Linked DNA regions of Mus musculus: region 1 is linked to region 2. A link is a loop called in an ENCODE intact Hi-C map of the cell type or tissue named here. Cell type or tissue: gastrocnemius. All regions are shown on one strand. Each heading gives the region's core, and the rest is flanking DNA. Links, peaks and the distances in the headings are about the cores only. Region 1 holds the start of Hoxb8 (homeobox B8). Region 2 overlaps Skap1 (src family associated phosphoprotein 1).

What was found. Hi-C counts contacts between places; a loop is a spot of excess contacts. Peaks named below come from ENCODE experiments on the same cell type or tissue, not always from the same donor. Only the 100,000 strongest peaks of a DNase experiment are listed, where the experiment ranks them.
Region 1: it touches region 2 in a loop (14-fold over the local background); 16 of 42 quality-filtered maps call a loop at or near these places.

What each region holds. Positions count from the first base shown.
Region 1 is chr11:96,273,802-96,282,132 of GRCm38, forward strand. Hoxb9 (homeobox B9) reads left to right here. Exons shown (of 2, transcript NM_008270.2): 2 at 823-2,794. The coding sequence ends at 1,058. Hoxb8 (homeobox B8) reads left to right here and starts at 8,104. Exons shown (of 2, transcript NM_010461.2): 1 at 8,104-8,331. In gastrocnemius, for the core only: no CTCF peak of the experiment used is centred there; DNase peaks (open chromatin) are centred at 5,168 and 5,739; H3K4me3 peaks cover 2,376 bases; H3K27ac peaks cover 609 bases.
Region 2 is chr11:96,550,069-96,558,399 of GRCm38, forward strand. The region is part of intron 4 of Skap1 (src family associated phosphoprotein 1); the gene reads left to right. Among named protein-coding and RNA genes, the nearest start is that of Gm38960, 14 kb to the left of the region's middle. In gastrocnemius, for the core only: a CTCF peak has its summit at 3,283 (motif pointing left); a DNase peak (open chromatin) is centred at 3,278.

The DNA.
Region 1 (8,331 bases), core at 215-8,214, 280 kb before region 2:
TGCTGGGAAGGGCTTTCTGTCGTCCCCCCCGCCCCCCGCCCCCCCCACCTCATCTCTGCTTCTCTATCTTAGAGCTGTAGCAATTTTGCTTCCCAGTTTCCCTGAACTTGTGTTAACCAAACTGTGAGCTGAGTAGCAGAAAAGAAGAGGCTATTGCCACCATAAGTTATCTGGAAGCCCTGGGGCTCCCCGTCCACGGGCTGCAATTGATAAATGGTTGCAATTGGGTTGCTTGTGAGTCGGAGTGTGCAGGGTGTTCATGGCTGTAAATGCAGACTCTTATTTGTGGTGTGTGATGGGGAGGGCTGCTACCCAGACTCACATGTCTGCTGCTTAGGCCTAGGGCTGAAAAATGGCTTCCTAGGCAGGGTTCACTGGGACTGGACTGGAGCACCAGGAGATCTCTTGGCTATGGCTGAACAGAACTCCACTCCTTACCCATTTCTTTCCCCTTTCCCCTGAAACCTAGAGCCAAGGCACCCTTCAGGTCAGCCACCTTTAGCTGGTAGTGTGGTTCCAGCTATACTGAGCTCTTCTGACCTGGGTCCAGGTCTATTTGGATACAAATAGAGGAAGACTGAGATTCCTAGAGCAGTCAAAGCTTTGGAGATGCTTGGGTGGTTTGGCTGCATCTCCTCCAATGCACTGTTCCCTTGGAGCTGTCCATATTCACTCCTGGCCCAGTTAGAGATGCTTTCTGAGATCTTGGAGGCCTGGGTGTGTTTCTCCAATGCCAGGGGAGTAGAGATGTGAGCGCACCTTCTTGGTCTGGGGACCTCCATTCCCTTTCTCTCTTTGATTCTATCGCTACTTCTCTTTCAGCCAACCCCTCTGCCAACTGGCTGCACGCCCGCTCTTCCCGGAAAAAGCGCTGTCCCTACACCAAATACCAGACGCTGGAGCTAGAGAAGGAGTTTCTGTTCAATATGTACCTCACCAGGGACCGCAGGCATGAAGTGGCCAGACTCCTCAATCTGAGTGAGAGACAAGTCAAAATCTGGTTTCAGAACCGGCGGATGAAAATGAAGAAGATGAATAAGGAGCAGGGCAAAGAGTAAAGATGACCACCCCCCCTTCCCCAGCTCACTCTTATTATTTATGTGATGGTCAAAAAGCCACTGCTGTCTGGGTTGTACCCAAGTGAGTGGGGAAGAGTATCTCCTCTTTAAAATCCCTCATCTGCACCTGGAGCCTGTCTCCTCTCCTTTGCGCCTCTCTCTCTCTCTCTCTCTCTCTCTCTCTCTCTCTCTCTCTCTCTCTCCACTCTCCTGGTGTTAAGAGGAAATTTTATTAAGTTAGAAGCTAGCTATACTTGGTTCCTAGAAAAGTGATGAGCCTCGCTCCGAGGAAAGAGACCCTAGTCGAGCTCCTAGCATCCCTGCTAATTTTTCTGGAAAACCCCAGCCCCTCTCTTCCAGTCTGCCTGTTCCCTCCCTGTAACCTAGCCAGACGCCACCCAGGTACAGTTTAACTGCACACAGCCCAGTGGATGCCCACAGACATAGAGTTTGGAGTCTATGCTAATCATCGTGGAGAAAGGACATCAAGACGTTGTTCATCAAACCAAGCAGGGCAGCTCTCAGATCAGGTTCATTTTGGTTGTGCCCTGATCCAAACACACACTAGGAAGATGTCTAGAGATGCCCTCAATGAGGCACTGCAGTCCCAAAGTCTCAACATCCCAATATGTATCCTATGGAATTGCCAGCTAGACCCCATATCTGGGGAGGCCTGTGGGCAGATGTGGCCATTCCTGTCCCCAAGCTGTTGTGAGCTAGAAAGGGCAAGAAAAAGCAGGGAGTGGTTTTATGAAGGTACCATTAGTGGAGTCCCCTCGTATTTTCCCTGCAGGAAGTGTTTAATTCTGCATGTTTTCCTTTCCTTCCAACTAAAGGAGGTCAAATTGTGGGTTGTAGAGCCCTGACAGTGCTGTTTCCCCATTCATACATTCCTATCCCCATTTGACAGAATGTAACTTTTCTTGCTGACCACAGTCTCAGATTCCTCTCTATCCTCCAACTTTGAAATCAACTCTCCTTTCCACCAAACCCATCTTGCACCAGCAAGACAAGTCTCCCATTGTAGGAAAAAAAAAAAAGTCCCTTTCCTCTCTGCTAGGTCAACCCCACCATAGAGAAGGCTGGGTCAGAAGAGTCTGAAAATTTATTGTGAATCAATTCCCCAGCTCCCTTCCAGAGTAGGCAGTCAGGGCCGGGAGGAGCAATGGCCTCAGCAAGCAGGGCTAGTGGGTATCTTTCCATTTCACCAGTTTCCTGACCCAGGAAGAAGAGAGCCCCTTGGCATCCAGCCAGAGGTCCAAAAGAAGACTCAGAGTGGGGACTTCACCTCCTGCAAAGTCCACTGCTGTATCCATCCTGTTGCTGCTGCATGCATACGCTTCTGGCAAACAGTCCAGTGTGCACAGGAAAGAGGCAAACATCGCACCTCCCCATCGTGCAGAGGGGGGTCCTCTCTGCCTCTCTGCCTCTCTGCTCTCCCTGCTTCTCAATCCCTTCCACCCGTGGACTTTTGTTCCCGCTTCTCCTGACTGCAAAGAGGTCATTCCAGTAGAACTTTGAATTTTATTTTATTAATTTTTTTTTGCTTTTGTCGGTGGCTGTGGTGACATTGTGCTTGTGTTTTGTGATTTCTTTGGCAGTGATTTTCAGTTGTTGCTTATAAGGGAGGGTTGAGGGTGGGAGTGGGGAGGGCAAGGGGCCTAGAGCTCTAATTGTTTGTTTTGGAAGAAAAAGGGGAAAAAAAGAACAAAAAATATACATATCACTCTAGAAAACAAACCTCTCCTGCGTTTTATTCTGTGTCACTTCTCCTCTGGTCATTTAGCAAAGCGTCCATTTGCTGAAAGCATGGCTTCAAACAAAGACAAGTTAGTGTCCACAGTCACAGGCTTTCTCCTTTGACCTTTTAGATCCTGCTACCTGCTCTGGTGGTGCTGACACCTGGTGGGTACCCAAGTTCCAAGACCTGGGCTTAAACTGAGCAGGGCTCTTCCGGTAGAACGAGGAGAGTGGAGAAGGAGGAAAGACAACCTCCAACATCTTTTGGAGCAGAGTCTCCCTATAGCAAGGGGTCTCTCACAAAGTTGCTCTGGAGACCTCCGCCATTAACTCAGGGAAGGAGAAGCTTGGCTAGTATTTCCTGGAGGCAGCATCATCTCTCAGCTAACCACTTCCAAACACCCAGCAAGGAGGAAGTTAGTGCCTTTTCTCGGCTGTTGCCATGAGGATGGTGGTTGAGTGTAGTGGAGACCCAGTGGTGGGAGAGAGCTCAAATGGTTGAACCTCAAGATTCTTTGTCGAACCCCCCACCACACACACACACACACACACACACACACACACACTCCTAGGGCAGCTTGCTGAGTCTGGGTGGTTGCGATCAGGGCGAGTGACAGTTCTCAAAAGAAAGCCACGGAGGAGTGTGGGACACAAACGTTTCAGAAATGGGGGATAATTTCTTTTCAAAAGGACCCCTTCCCGAATCACACTTGGCTTCAAGAATCGTCTGCAGTGTCCCCGCCAGAGCCTGTCGTGAGGTCTTGGAAGCCCTGTTTTGTTTTGTTTTTGTTTTTGTTTTCTTCTTCTTCAATCGTGAGGATGCGGTTGCTGCCGGCCTGCAGCTCTGCAGCTGACCTCGAGAGCTTCTCTCCGCTGCACACGCCACACTGCAGCGGAGACACTGTGCGTTGGGGTGGAGGTGGGGACAAAGGCTGGCCGGAGTGAGAGAAAGAAGCCCTGCCAAGGCCGGCCCTACCCCTCTCTAACGAAAGGGCGAGGGGATCCGAGAAACAGGAGAGGAGAAACAGGAGACAGAGAAACTGGTACCGCGGCTGGAACAGGCGGCCTGCCAGGAGGGTTATGTTAAAGATGGAAAATGAATCTGGCTTTAAAGCTAGTGTAGACTAGGCTGTTTCTCCATCCTTGGCTCTCCAGGCTCTGCCGGCGGCAGAGGATGAGCGAAGGAAGTCCCAGTTTCTGCCAAAAATAAACATAAAAAGCGAAGCTGGAGACTGGGCCGCTGAGGGGTTGGAGGCGAGGGTGTCTGGAGTTGCCTCTGGCAGCCGCGTCTGGGTCCCTAGCCTGGAGTGGCTTCTTACAAGACAAAGGCGAAGGTGCAGAGCCTGGGAAGCCGGAGATGAGGAAATCAATTGTCATAAAAGAGAGATTCAGAGAGAGAGAGAGAGAGAGAGAGAGAGAGAAGCTGGAAGAGGAATTCAATGCCGTGTGCGCAGCAATAAAAGAATATGACCGCTATAAAAGTTTATAGGGTATAAATTTCTGAAGGTTAAGAAACTAAACAGCAGCAAAGCAAACAGTGAGGGGAAACTTTCCGGAGATGAGCCTCAGATGAGCCTGGGCTCTGGATCTGGTGGGATAATGGCTGGGTCGGCCCCCATCCTCACCCTCAACCCTTTTGCGCCCACGACTGAGGCTTGGGGTCTGGGACTTGGGAATCAGGGGCAATGGGGTGAGGTTCCCCGAGGGTAAAAACTAAAGAAGCTAGCAGCTGGGAGGAAGAACGGTTTGTTGTCCCTAAAGTTTCAGTAATCGAAATTCTGACTGTTGTCTTTGTTCTTTACACCCCCTCTGGAACCACCATCCATAAATAAGAAACCTTTGCACACGCGGACACACACACACACACACACACACACACACACACACACACACTCACACACACACACGCACGCACGCACGGACACGGACTCAGGGACACACACACAGTCCAGCAAGGCCAGACATAAGGGAGAGTAGCCTCTTGATCCTTCTTCAGTTCTGTTTCATCCCCTCGGCCCTTCTCATCCCTCACAAAAAGCCCAATTGTTACCCTTTAGCGTGTGAAATATTCGTGTAAGGCTTAAAACGTGCTGATTTCTTCTTTTACTGACTAAAGCTTAGCGTCTTCAATATAAATTAGGGACTGAGTGGATATACAGCTTTTTTCCCCTTTAAGTTTATCTGAACTATTCCACGAACTGTTTCCTGATTCCGAAGCCTTTTTCTTATCTGCTTTCATTTCTCTCCCCTATTTCTAGTAATAATGAAAGTTTAATCGTTTGTTGCCTCCTCTGCTAGTTCTCAGAGAACCTGGCTGAGCAGATATAAGGACGTCTTTTGCACAGTGGCCGCTAGATGGCATCCTTGCTCCATATGAAATTTCCCAGTGCTGCGGCTGCCGGCCCAGCGGCTCTACACAGCACCTTGTTCGGCCCTGTATCTAGAAACAGAGAGCTACCAAAAGTCATGAGAAATTTGCACATAATAGAAAAAAAAAATAGGGTTTGTTATGGCTCTTTCCCCTACTGTATATATTTCAATTATAACAGAGTTCCTTTCTCTCTTCAAATGGTTCATTTTCTGAATTTCTCACAGTAAGAAAGCTGTTTGCCAGTTGCTGTGTTTGATGGGGCGAGAAATGCGTGGGAACCGGAGATAATGTTAATAATAAAAATATAGAAATAATAGGCACAAATCAAGGAGGCGAATTGATTTGAAAAACTGAGATTTTCCTGCAGTGGGGGCGAGGGAGGAATAAAGTGCAGGACAATGGGTCAGGTGAGACTGGTGAGCCTGCAGGTCTTTTGAAGAGGAAGCTACCCCAGGCGGGCTGCCCACACCTGCTGAAGAGAGAATCCGGACGTGCCAATCTGGGAGATTTCCAAATTTGGGAGAAATGGGGACCTGGCTTTGGTGAAGATTCGGTGGTGCTCCAAGTCAGAGGGGCCACTGCCCCAGGGCGCCGACTCCAGAGCCTTTACATGTGTGCAGGTCTAGGCTGGCCGAGTGCCTGGTCATCAAGGCTCGGACAGACTCTCCCTAGGGGTGCGGAATGCAGGATGCGGGATGCGGGATGTGGGATGCAGGATGCGGGAAGGCTTCAGAATCTCCTCGGAAGGCTCAGTCAAAACCCTGCGCATTTTTCCTAACAGCAGTAGAGGCAGACATGGCGACGGGGAGCAGTCTCTGGCTTTTCCACGCTTCCGGACTCCCAGGTGAGAGCTGCGGCTTCCTCGGGCGCGCCCAGGCTATGCCCTTGGCGTCCTTACTCTGGCAAACCTCGGGGAAGCCAGTCCTTCTGGGACGGAGCAGCTGGAAGCCTGGACCCAGGCACTTTTCCGTTCTGAGGTTGTCCCTCTGACTGCCTACAACCCCTTTGGCTGGTTCCCAATCTTCACTTTCCTCTCAGTCCAGCCTGAACCTGCCTCCAACCTGAGCCTCCAAAAATGACCCCAGAACCCCGTGTGGCTTCTTCTCTTTCCGCAGGACCAGGTGTAAAGAGGCCAGCGGAGTGTCTTCTCAACTTGAGTTTCTCCAATAAATCTGCCCTCCGTTGGGTGTTTATAACTGATCTCCGAGCTCTTTCTTGTTTTTTTTTTTCTTTCTTATAATAGAAACATTTTCCTTCCATCAGAAATTTCTGGCACGGTGTAGGGATGATTTAGAACAAGCCATTGAATTTCTATCCCACCAGTGAGTCCTCAAATCATGACCATAAAATCCCCCGCACTTGATAAAAATGTTCACTTCAGCAACAACTTGACACTGCTTTAGCTTGCCTCACCGACCTCTCATCCGTGTGGAAAAACAAAACCCCACAGCTTGCTTCAGTTTCCCTCTCTCTGGCCCCCTCCTTTTCTCTCTCCTTTCTATATACACTGTACTTCAGAAGGCCGAGTGAAACCCTTAGTGCAGCTTCTTTGGAAACGTGGTTTCATTTTTACAAAGATTCTGGCTCATGGAACCCCTCAAAAAAAAAAAAAAAAAAAAAAAAAAAAAAAAAAAAGAAGCACCTTAGAGAACGGGCAGTAGATTTAATTTATTTGTAAAATTGACTCTGCCTTTGTTCTAGGACGTTTCTTTCTCCTTCTCTCTGTCTTTCCAGTCAGTTCCCTCAGGAGACCATTGGTTCTGCCTGCCACCCTAAGGTTTGACCCCCCCCACCAGCCATGTGCCAGGTACACAGAGGAGGGCCTGGGCTTGGAGTGGGGCAGCCAGTCATTTCTGGATTTGAGGCCTCAGATCTTCAGGTGCTGGAGGTCCAACTAAAGGCACCCCAACAAGAGAAGAGGGGAAATGGAGACCTTGGTGGCCTTGTTTTTTTCCACTCCAAGGTTAGTGCAGGTGGTCAAATGGCTATGGGGACATATACCAATAACAGGTGCCTTTTAAACCCACACCTTTGTGTTGGGCACGGGAGAGCATAAGACAGCAGTAACCAAGGCCTTGGTACCCAGCCTTAGTCTCCACTACCCTTACCTCTTTTGCTGTGTGGATGAAGAGGTCACTATCTATACCTGGAAGGCTTGTGTGTAGAAGGAATGGGTGGTTGGCCCCAGAAAGCTGGGTGTCAGTGGGGCTTGGTTTCTGAATGCCAAGGCCCGGGGCACAGGTTTACAGCCACACGAGATATCATCCTTTGATATCACTGGACCTTTCCCTCTAAAGTGGCCAAAGCACCTCCAGAAGACCCCCCCCTTTCTCTTGCAGCTCCCCCCAACCACCAGCAGGTAAAGCTCCTGTAAATGGCAGAATTGGCAGCCGCCTGCAGAACTTTGTTCCACCTTAGCACTGCCCATTAACCAGAAAGTTTCTTCTTCCTCTCTCAGGCCCTCTCAGACTCCCTTTCCACAGAAAATCTCGCGTGTTTGCTTAATGAGGGAAAGTTATGTGCGTGACCTAGGTGAGGACAGATCTCGGGGTGGTTTGGGGTCTCATAAGAGCCAGTGGGGTCAGGTGTGTCTGCAAGGGAGAAAATCTCGGGGAAAGTCACCGTTTGTGCCGAAAGGGAAAAAAAAATCCACAGCAACCCATAATCGGTCTCATTTCAGCTAAGTCACCCCCACCGTGCTTCAGTCGGGCGGCGGGGGCGATCGAAGCTGCAGTTTTATAGCTGTAGAGGAAAGAACTCGTAAAATGCTAACAGCTTTTATGCGCTGCAGCATAAACAACAACAGACTCCGGCTTTATTGCGTTTTATAGTTTGTTAAAGAGTTTACAGCCGTTTTTTTGGGGGCTGGTTACCCAGCCAATTCCCTCCACACGATAGTTAAACCTTTATCAATAATAAGGAAATTGATCATTAAAGCTTTAAATATGACTACCTCGTTTGTTTGAAAATATGTTTAGGAGAGGAAGCTGTATGATTTGATAACTTGTATTAAAATACCAATTACATTTATAGGACCTTTTAAAACTCGGTGCAATTAAACCGTGTTCTTTTACATTTTTCCGAAGCGACCCTGACATTTAGAAAGACTCCAATTGCCTCGTTAAAATCGCGAAATTAACAGCGTGCCTACGCCAGGCTCAG
Region 2 (8,331 bases), core at 134-8,133:
TCCTCATGAAGACAAATGCCTCATTGGATCTAAGGCATCGCGTCATTTATGTAGTCTGGTATAAATCACAGATGAAGATGACAAACGGGGTTTCAAATCTGACAGTAATTTATATAACGTGAACAAACGATTTCCACGGATTATACATGTTTCGTGAAGAATTAAAAAACAATAACAATTATCTGTCTATGAACAACCCATTTTTCATCCTTTAGCCCCGCATCTCCGGCTGCGGGCGCATGTTTAAACTCTAACCTTCTTCAGTGCCCTTTAAACGCTCTCTTGCGTGTTGGTTCCAGGCTGTCGTCCACGGTGCTGCTTTTCCTAGAACACAAAACAATTCAGAAACTTACAAAGGTAATCCAAGTTTCTACAGGAAATGATGGCATTTCAGATTCCGAAGATGCCTGGCCGTCACCTGGTGGAATAGCGTTTCACCAAAGAGGAGACTTAAGGAGTGAAGTTCTTTGGTCCCATTGCAAGTGACAAGAGTGGTGTGGGGAGAGTCTGTCTGTGTTCACCCATGTAGATCCCCCTCATCTGTGGAACTTCCCTCATGTGCACAATCCCAGCATGCTCTACGGGTGATACTCAAAAAGTCTTGCAAGGCTGGTCCTGGCTCTTAAGTTATTTTTCTGAAGTTTCAGTGAAATTCTTCAGACATGAGCATCTTTCATCTAGATGTTCATAATCTTTTCCCAAAATGACTCAGACAGGTATATTTTATAAGCATTCTCAAATGCCCTAACATATGCTAACACATCTGTAGATAAAACACAGTGAGTCCCTGAATTGATTTGACATTAGACCAATGAGTTATCTTTTAAGGCCCTGGGTTCATTTCATAGATTTTAATATACTACTGACGAAGGGTTTGTTATTGAATATCTCTATTATCAAATACCCTTATTCGGACACGGGCTTAGCACACGGGATCTAAAAGGGAAGTAGGATGTGAGTCCTTCCTGTAGGGAATCAGTCACTTAGCTGAAGAGAAGAGCTTTAAATTTCCCCCACCATGCAGTGTATGACACACAGTCAAGTGTTTTTGATGCAGGGCTGGCTCCACAGTGAGCCCCAGTTGCTTGGCCCTGCAGTGTTCTGGGAGAAATTGAAAGGAATATTTGACTTCTGGCCAAAGTGGTTTTGGAAGTCTTTTCCAGAAAGGTCAAACATTTATTGGGCTTGTCCTCCAATTAATGGGAGAACAGTCACAACTTTTAAGTGCGGGGGGCTGATTTTTCAAGAGTGATTTGGCAGAGGAGATTGTTTACACAATGCCTGGAGTATTTTTTGTTTCTCTCCAAATTCTAAACTCATCAACAAGTAACAAGTTTAATAGTGATGACTTCCTCGTACAATAAATAACTATTAAGGACGCCAGTGTGGTCACTTGGGTGGTGGCAGACTCACAGGGTTTCAGTTGCTACTGCATGGTGTTGTGCGTGCTTGTGTAGACACCAATCAGAAGCAGGGAAGGCTCATGTCTCCACAGGCTGTTGATTGCAGAATCTCATACACCATGCCTAATTGTCTTGTTCTCAGAGTCTGTGAATGCAGTGTGGCTCAACATAGCACTTGCTTTGCAGAGACAGTCTCACCACCCCGGGGTTTGTTATTGCGCCCATGGCAATCATGTTTAGAATTCTAAAACCCTCAGTATCATCTTAACGACTAGACTGTCCTTCTCCAAGTTCCACATTGGCCATTTTTACTTCCAAGTCTAATATTCACATACATTTAGAAAAATTTAGTTTGAGCACAAATGACTCCCCAAGGTCATATATACATACACATACATACACACATGCATATATACATATATTCAGCTCTTCATACTTTTGGCAGTCATTGCTTCCCTGTTAGCCATAAATTCTTTTGACCTAAGATTCAAGCAGTAAAAACAAAATTTCTTTGGTCTGGACATATAGCTCAGGGATAGAGCCTTTGCCTAGAGTGTATGAGGCCCTGGGTTTGATCTCTAGCACAGTGAGGGAGAGAGAGACAGAGACAATAGAGAGACAGAGAGAGAGAGACGGAGAGACAGGGAGAGAGAGACAGAGACAGAGATCAGTTAACTAGTACTGAAACTCTGGCTAGACCATAATATTATGGTGGACTAGGCAAAGATGGTTGAATTCACAAACTCTGTTCCCTGTCTGCTCTAGCCTGCTTTTCAGATTCTAGAATCCACGCCCCCCTCCTGCCCATTTTAATGTTGTGCCCTAAGGGACTTGAGCCCAAATACGCTAGCAAGAAATAGATCCTATTAGGCAGAATAGGATCTCTGGCTTGTAAAATATTGGGATTTTTTAGGGGAAATTGTTTATTCAGGGGACATTTGCAGATTTTTTTAAAAAGTGTTAGCCTGTAACTTACATGGCACTGCATATTTTCATAGAATGACTTGGAATGTAGGCACAATTTTATAATTATGTCATTTCACAATGAAGCCTTGGATTTTATTCTATTAACATGGGGTTAACTGCTGTCACGTGCTCGCCTCTCTGCAGACAATCACTGTCATCCCAGAAAGACATTCTCCAACACCCAGCAACAGACTGAAACCTAGAGACTGTCAGAGCTCAGGGTGGGGGGTATCTGGGTTATCTAATGTAGCCCATCTAATGAATTCACATCATTCTTGCTAATATCTCATTTAATTAATTATCAAATATAGCCATTACAGTTTGGGTCTTTCCTTTGCAGGACATCTTTCCCGCCCAACTATTATTGGTAATTTATCCTTCATGTCTTCCCTAAACTTTCCCTTCCTTGGTTTCAGGCCATTGCTCTTTTCTATACCATCTTCTGAGACTGAATAATTCCCCTAATTCATTTATAGTGTTACCTTTAGAAGGTATTAAAGACAGCGAACATTTATCCCCAGAGTCTTCCCTTTTCCAAACTGCATAAATTTCAGTTCTAGCAGGCCTTACCTTCCTCTGCCCTGTCATACCCTCCAGTCACTGTGTATTTATCACATGCCTTGATATTTTCCATTCCAAGGGGATCACCTCACCAAGAGAGCTGCCTTTCGGAGAGGGGAGGGCTGGAGAGTAAAATCTTACATTAAGCACTAGAAGCCGGAGCGTTGTTTTGATGTTGGCGCCGGCGATCATCTGGAGAGCACACTCGTACAGCGTGTGCTGTGGCATATGCTGCGATATATGTATATTTTAATGCCTTAATGTATTATGGCCTGTTGTAATTGAATGTCTATAAAGTAGCAGTTAAAGGATTTTATAGACCTTGGAAAGGATCGGAATTCTCTAGCGCCCTCTTGTGGTAAAATACAATAACGCTCCGAGCATTCTTGGATGTATTTTGCCGAATTTAGTGCAGGGGGTGGGGGTTTGGGGGTGCTATGAATTTTACGTTTTAAACACTGAATATAAGAAATGGATTAGAGAACTAAAAATTTCACACACACGCATGCATATTAATATTTAAAATATTTCTTCTTTTTGGAGAAATTTATTTTCTTTTGACTGCTTTGAACCTCAAAAGATAGTACTTTCTTAGAGCTGTCTTTTCTGTGTGTCCTATTATATAAGTTAAGGGGGGACATACAAAACCAACCATAATTATAAGAATTTTATATTCTTCAGTGATATTGAGGGAAGACTTAGATATGATTTTTAAAATCCAATTTACAGCTATTTTTTTCCATGTCAATTTTAAAGGGAAGTGGTTAGTATTCCTAACATATGTCATTTAATCCTATCTACATTTTCTCTCCTATATTAAATTTATCATTTCGAGGTTATAGTTGTCATATGCTCTTCTCAACCCACACATTTCAAATGTTTATAAATCCTTAGTAAACGGCAGGCAGCCCCAAGGGCAGGTGTATATTTCTATGAGCAACATAAAATTATATTTGTTTCAGAAGATACCACCGCAAGTAGCATATGCCTTAGATCGCTCAATCTCTAGCAAAAACACCAGCTACAACTTGCCAGATAAAAACAGACGCTGTCCTTGGGCTCGTTTGAATTAGCGGCATTTTTTAAAAGCCCTTTGTAGAGACTTGAGGAGTGGTGAAGTCAGCTCCCTCTATGCTCAGGCCACTTTGTAATGGGCCCTTGTCACATGGGACCCCATGTGACAGCTAGGGAGGACACGCTTTGTAAGATCAAGCGTTGGACTGCTCTTTAGGAGAGAATATTGACTCTGGTCCACAAGGGAACTGGCAGAAGATGGCCCAGGCATGGCAGGGTGAAGGGGGTTGGTCACAGGCGATATGAGTGAGAACATTTTGACTAATTTTTCTTTTTCACCCTCCCCCCCTACCAAGAGATGATAATTATTTTTCAAAGCAATAGAAATCAGTTCACCTTTATTACATAGTGGGCTTCCCCTTTGAGATACATGAACACAGAGCTAACTTTGATTTCTTGGGGTTTTGTGCTGTGTAGGTTTGGGTTTTAGACTGGCATTTCCTCTGAGCCCTGGAAAGTAAAACTGAACAAACCTATTAAAGGTGTTTTGCTATTTGGTAGCAAAACGTTTGCGGCTCTTCATAGTAACAATCTCATGTTCGCACGTGGATTAGCAGTACTTTGATATTACGTTTTGAGGTTTATCAATAATCAGGTCAGTTGGCCCTCTTTACCCTGGCTCTGTGGTCAAGGTCAAGTTTCTTGCTTCCTCCTGGGCCTGATTGTTTTTCTTGTAAAGGCAGCATTTCCCATGAGACATTTAAATTGTAACTTTGTACAGTTTTGTATAAGAACTTGAACAGTGCTACCTGAGCAGAGGGCCAAAGAGCAGCCTCTCTTTCCACCTGTGGCACTTGCTACCGTGTTCATATTGATCTGTTTGGTCGTCCACGACAGTCACTGCTCTTACATATTTCCCGGCTTCTGGTTTTAAATCAAATATAAGCAATGCTTTCTGAAGTGGTGCACATCCTTTCTTCCAGAAAAGAGTCTTTCTAGAGTACTTTTTTTTTTTCAAGCAGAATTTATTAAGCAGTTTAAGGTTTTATGTTGTTTCATTTAGTTTTAAAATTAGGAAGAACAGAGCGATCCGTTTCTTGGAGAATCATAAGGAATAACAGTATACCACAGAAACTGTTGGCAGAAGTTTGCCTCACACTCTGAGGAGGTGTCAGGGTCTGCTGAGGTGTGGGGGCCAAAACTGACAGAGAGAAGAGATTTTCCTAGGAAACTGTCAGAGTTCTTGCGAAGCATCTTACTCTAAATAACCACTGTGGGCGCTTAACGTAGCATTGAAACAAAGTTAGGCAGCCTGTCTATCTCTCCCTTCTTCACAGTCTCTGTTCATGCAATGCCTTGCCTTCCTCTATAAACCCAGAGATCTTTCTGAATGTTTCAAGGAACAGTAGGAAAATTCCAGAAGCTTCTTGCGTAGAATTGTTTGTACTTTGCCTCTTAAAAATAAGTGGATTTATTTAGATTTGATGATATTCTGCCTTAAGTGCTTTTGTCCTTAATTTGGATCCATTAAAATTCTCTACTTGTTTAGGTATGAGGTACATTAAGGGCCCTGCACAGGGAAAAAAATCTCTTCTTAGAGTATTTGTATTTGCTTCTTGAACAAAAATTCAAGTTGCAGTGTAACTTCTGAGCTGTAAATATATTGATTCCTTGACATGTGTTTCATTAAGCATTGAGACACATGCATCTTGCCTAGGTAGCTTTTTCTGAAGCATTTTCTACAGGTTTCAGTCTTAAAGATCTTGCTTTGTCTAACTTCGGGAGGGAAAAGTATATGCAAGACTTTGCCTCTCAGATTCAAAAGATTTTACAACGGGTGGTGGGAGTGGATGTCAACTCCACTCCAGTTCAGAACTTGGCTGCCCCCACTGAGCAGGTCTGGTACATCTAAATGGGTACCAATTTGTGAAGCCACATCACTTAGGAACTCTTAGGTAGTTACATTTCATATCTCACGCTAACTGTCCTTTGCTGCTTTTTATTTTCCTGCTTCCTGTACTCTGACTTCCTTCCTTAAGTTCTTACATTTTGCTTTTGCTTTTGAGAAATTAAATCAGAGACACAACCGGAACTGTGCTAGTGGTGATTTGGTCATTTCTGGCATCTGGGTATGGAATAGTGAGTGACCCGTTCTGTAGTTCAGTTGCGATCGCTCTGGTAAGAGATCCAGCACACTGCCGTGATGACGATCAGTGAGAGTCACGGTGTCAAACACTGCGAGATCCCCCGGGTTAGCACAAGCGACAACCCAGAGAAAAAGCTCCACAACTTTTAACTTTACTTTTCTCATACAGAATAGGCAAGAAACTGACTTCTATCTGACTTAGTTAGAATGTTCTCCAGCCTCATGCCCAAGCTATCCCTCATAATAATTCTAACATATTATGGTTTTTAGTCTCAGTGATGTAAGAGCATGCCAGGCATGGTTTTTAATATATGGCAAAAGCATAAAATTAAGAAAAGATTCTGTGAAAATTTTGCACACTCTGCTAAATGAATTATTGAAATTCCAATAAAGAATTTTTTTAACCTAAAATGCTGCCTGCATTTTATTTTCTCCTCAGTCCTTTCTGCTCTCATAAATGTCTCCACAAAAGCTATATCTGTAGAGTTAGAAAAGGATATATCCTATACTATTTACCCGATCAGGAAGATTTTTAAAATGTGGCATCTTGATGTGAGCTATTGACCGAGGCAGGCTGGCAGTTTTACTGGTCAGGCAGGTGCAGCTAGTTCGCAGTAAATCCATGCGGTAAGAAATCCCTGAGAAATTTTTGATTAAGAAACTTTTACTATCCTTTAAAAATGAAATACACTGGTCATGTTTTTCAATGATAAAAGCAGGTATTTTATGTTATTGTCTGTATCTGAGCTGCTGAAATATATTTTAATAAGTTTGTTAGGTAAGAGTTCTTAGCTTTCTGAGATGTTAACGGAGATAATCAACTCAAAGTTGGAGCAAGCCTACGGAACATGTCAAGAACTTAGATAAAAACCAACCTAGTCAGCAGAAGAATACAGTCTTGCCTCTGAAATAAACACACATGCATACACACACACACACACACACACACACACACACACACATGCACACACGTGTACGCAAACACACACATGAGAACAGTTTGCTATTAACCTTTTATAAGTGCTATTGGTGGCTCAAAGCTGTCGTAATATTAAAAAATGTTAAAATTAAAGAAATGTGTTTTAATAAGAAGCAATGTGTGGCATGTACTTTAAAACAGTAGAAAGCTAAAAACAGGATATGGCATTAAAAAAAAAAACCCTGCAATTACAGGTAACATTTCCATCTCAGGGTCAGTTATAGCAGTGACTAGTTTAGGACACCATGTAAGTTATGTGCTGATCATAATTGTATTTGAGAAGATGAAGTTAGGAATAATGTTTAATAGAGAAGTTCTTAATTAGAGCTTATAATGTGGGACTTGATGCTTGCTCAGCAGCAAAACACATGTTAAGCAGGTTCCAGATCCTGGGTTCAAACCCAGTACCCCGAAACAAGAAGTTGGTCACTGACAAGGAGGGTCTGCAGATAGTGATAATGGCTGTCAAGCTGAGTGCTCAGTGTATCTAGATGCCCACCAAGGAACATTCTATTAACAAGCAGGCCGTGAGTGCCCATTCTTCTCACACTGCATAAAAGCCATGTTTAATCCTCCTAGAACTGTCCAAGGCGTACATATAATCATTTTTAAACTTTTTGACTTAATGAGGTCAGAGGGCATAAGGTTCAAAACAGCCTCAAACTGATTTCCAGTCCCTCTTGAGGAAGTTAGGTGTCTATATACTTGCCCAAGTTAGATGCCATTTTTTAAAAAATCCACACTCTCCCAGTAATAAAAACTGCTTCTTAGCTCCATGGATCCTGTGTTCTTCTCCAGGATTTCGGGAGAAGCAGCAGAAGCCATCGACATCATTCCTCACCCAGATAACGTCTTCCCTGCAGTTAATAGCTCCTTGTTCATCAAGGAAATGAATGTGCACAGAGGTGACATGCTCCTCACCCACTGCTCTTTGTTCTAGGGTCCCCCCAGACAGATCACATCAGCCTCAGCTCTGACAAATATCCCCCCAAACTTTAACACTATGTTAAGTTGAGTTATGAGGTTTTAAGGGTACACTTCCCTGGCTGGAAGTTGATTGTCTCTGAGAGATAAGAGAATTGTGCTCAGTGATAACAGAGGCCTTGCTACAGGATCATCCTGAGTATTGAACTCACCATTGTCTTTATTTGGCTACTTGCTCACTCTTTGGATGTTGGGGTTGTTATCTGGGGAATTACTGGCTACTAAATTGGGTGGCTTGCCTCTCTAACCCTTCCCCCAGAGATATCTTAGAAAGACCT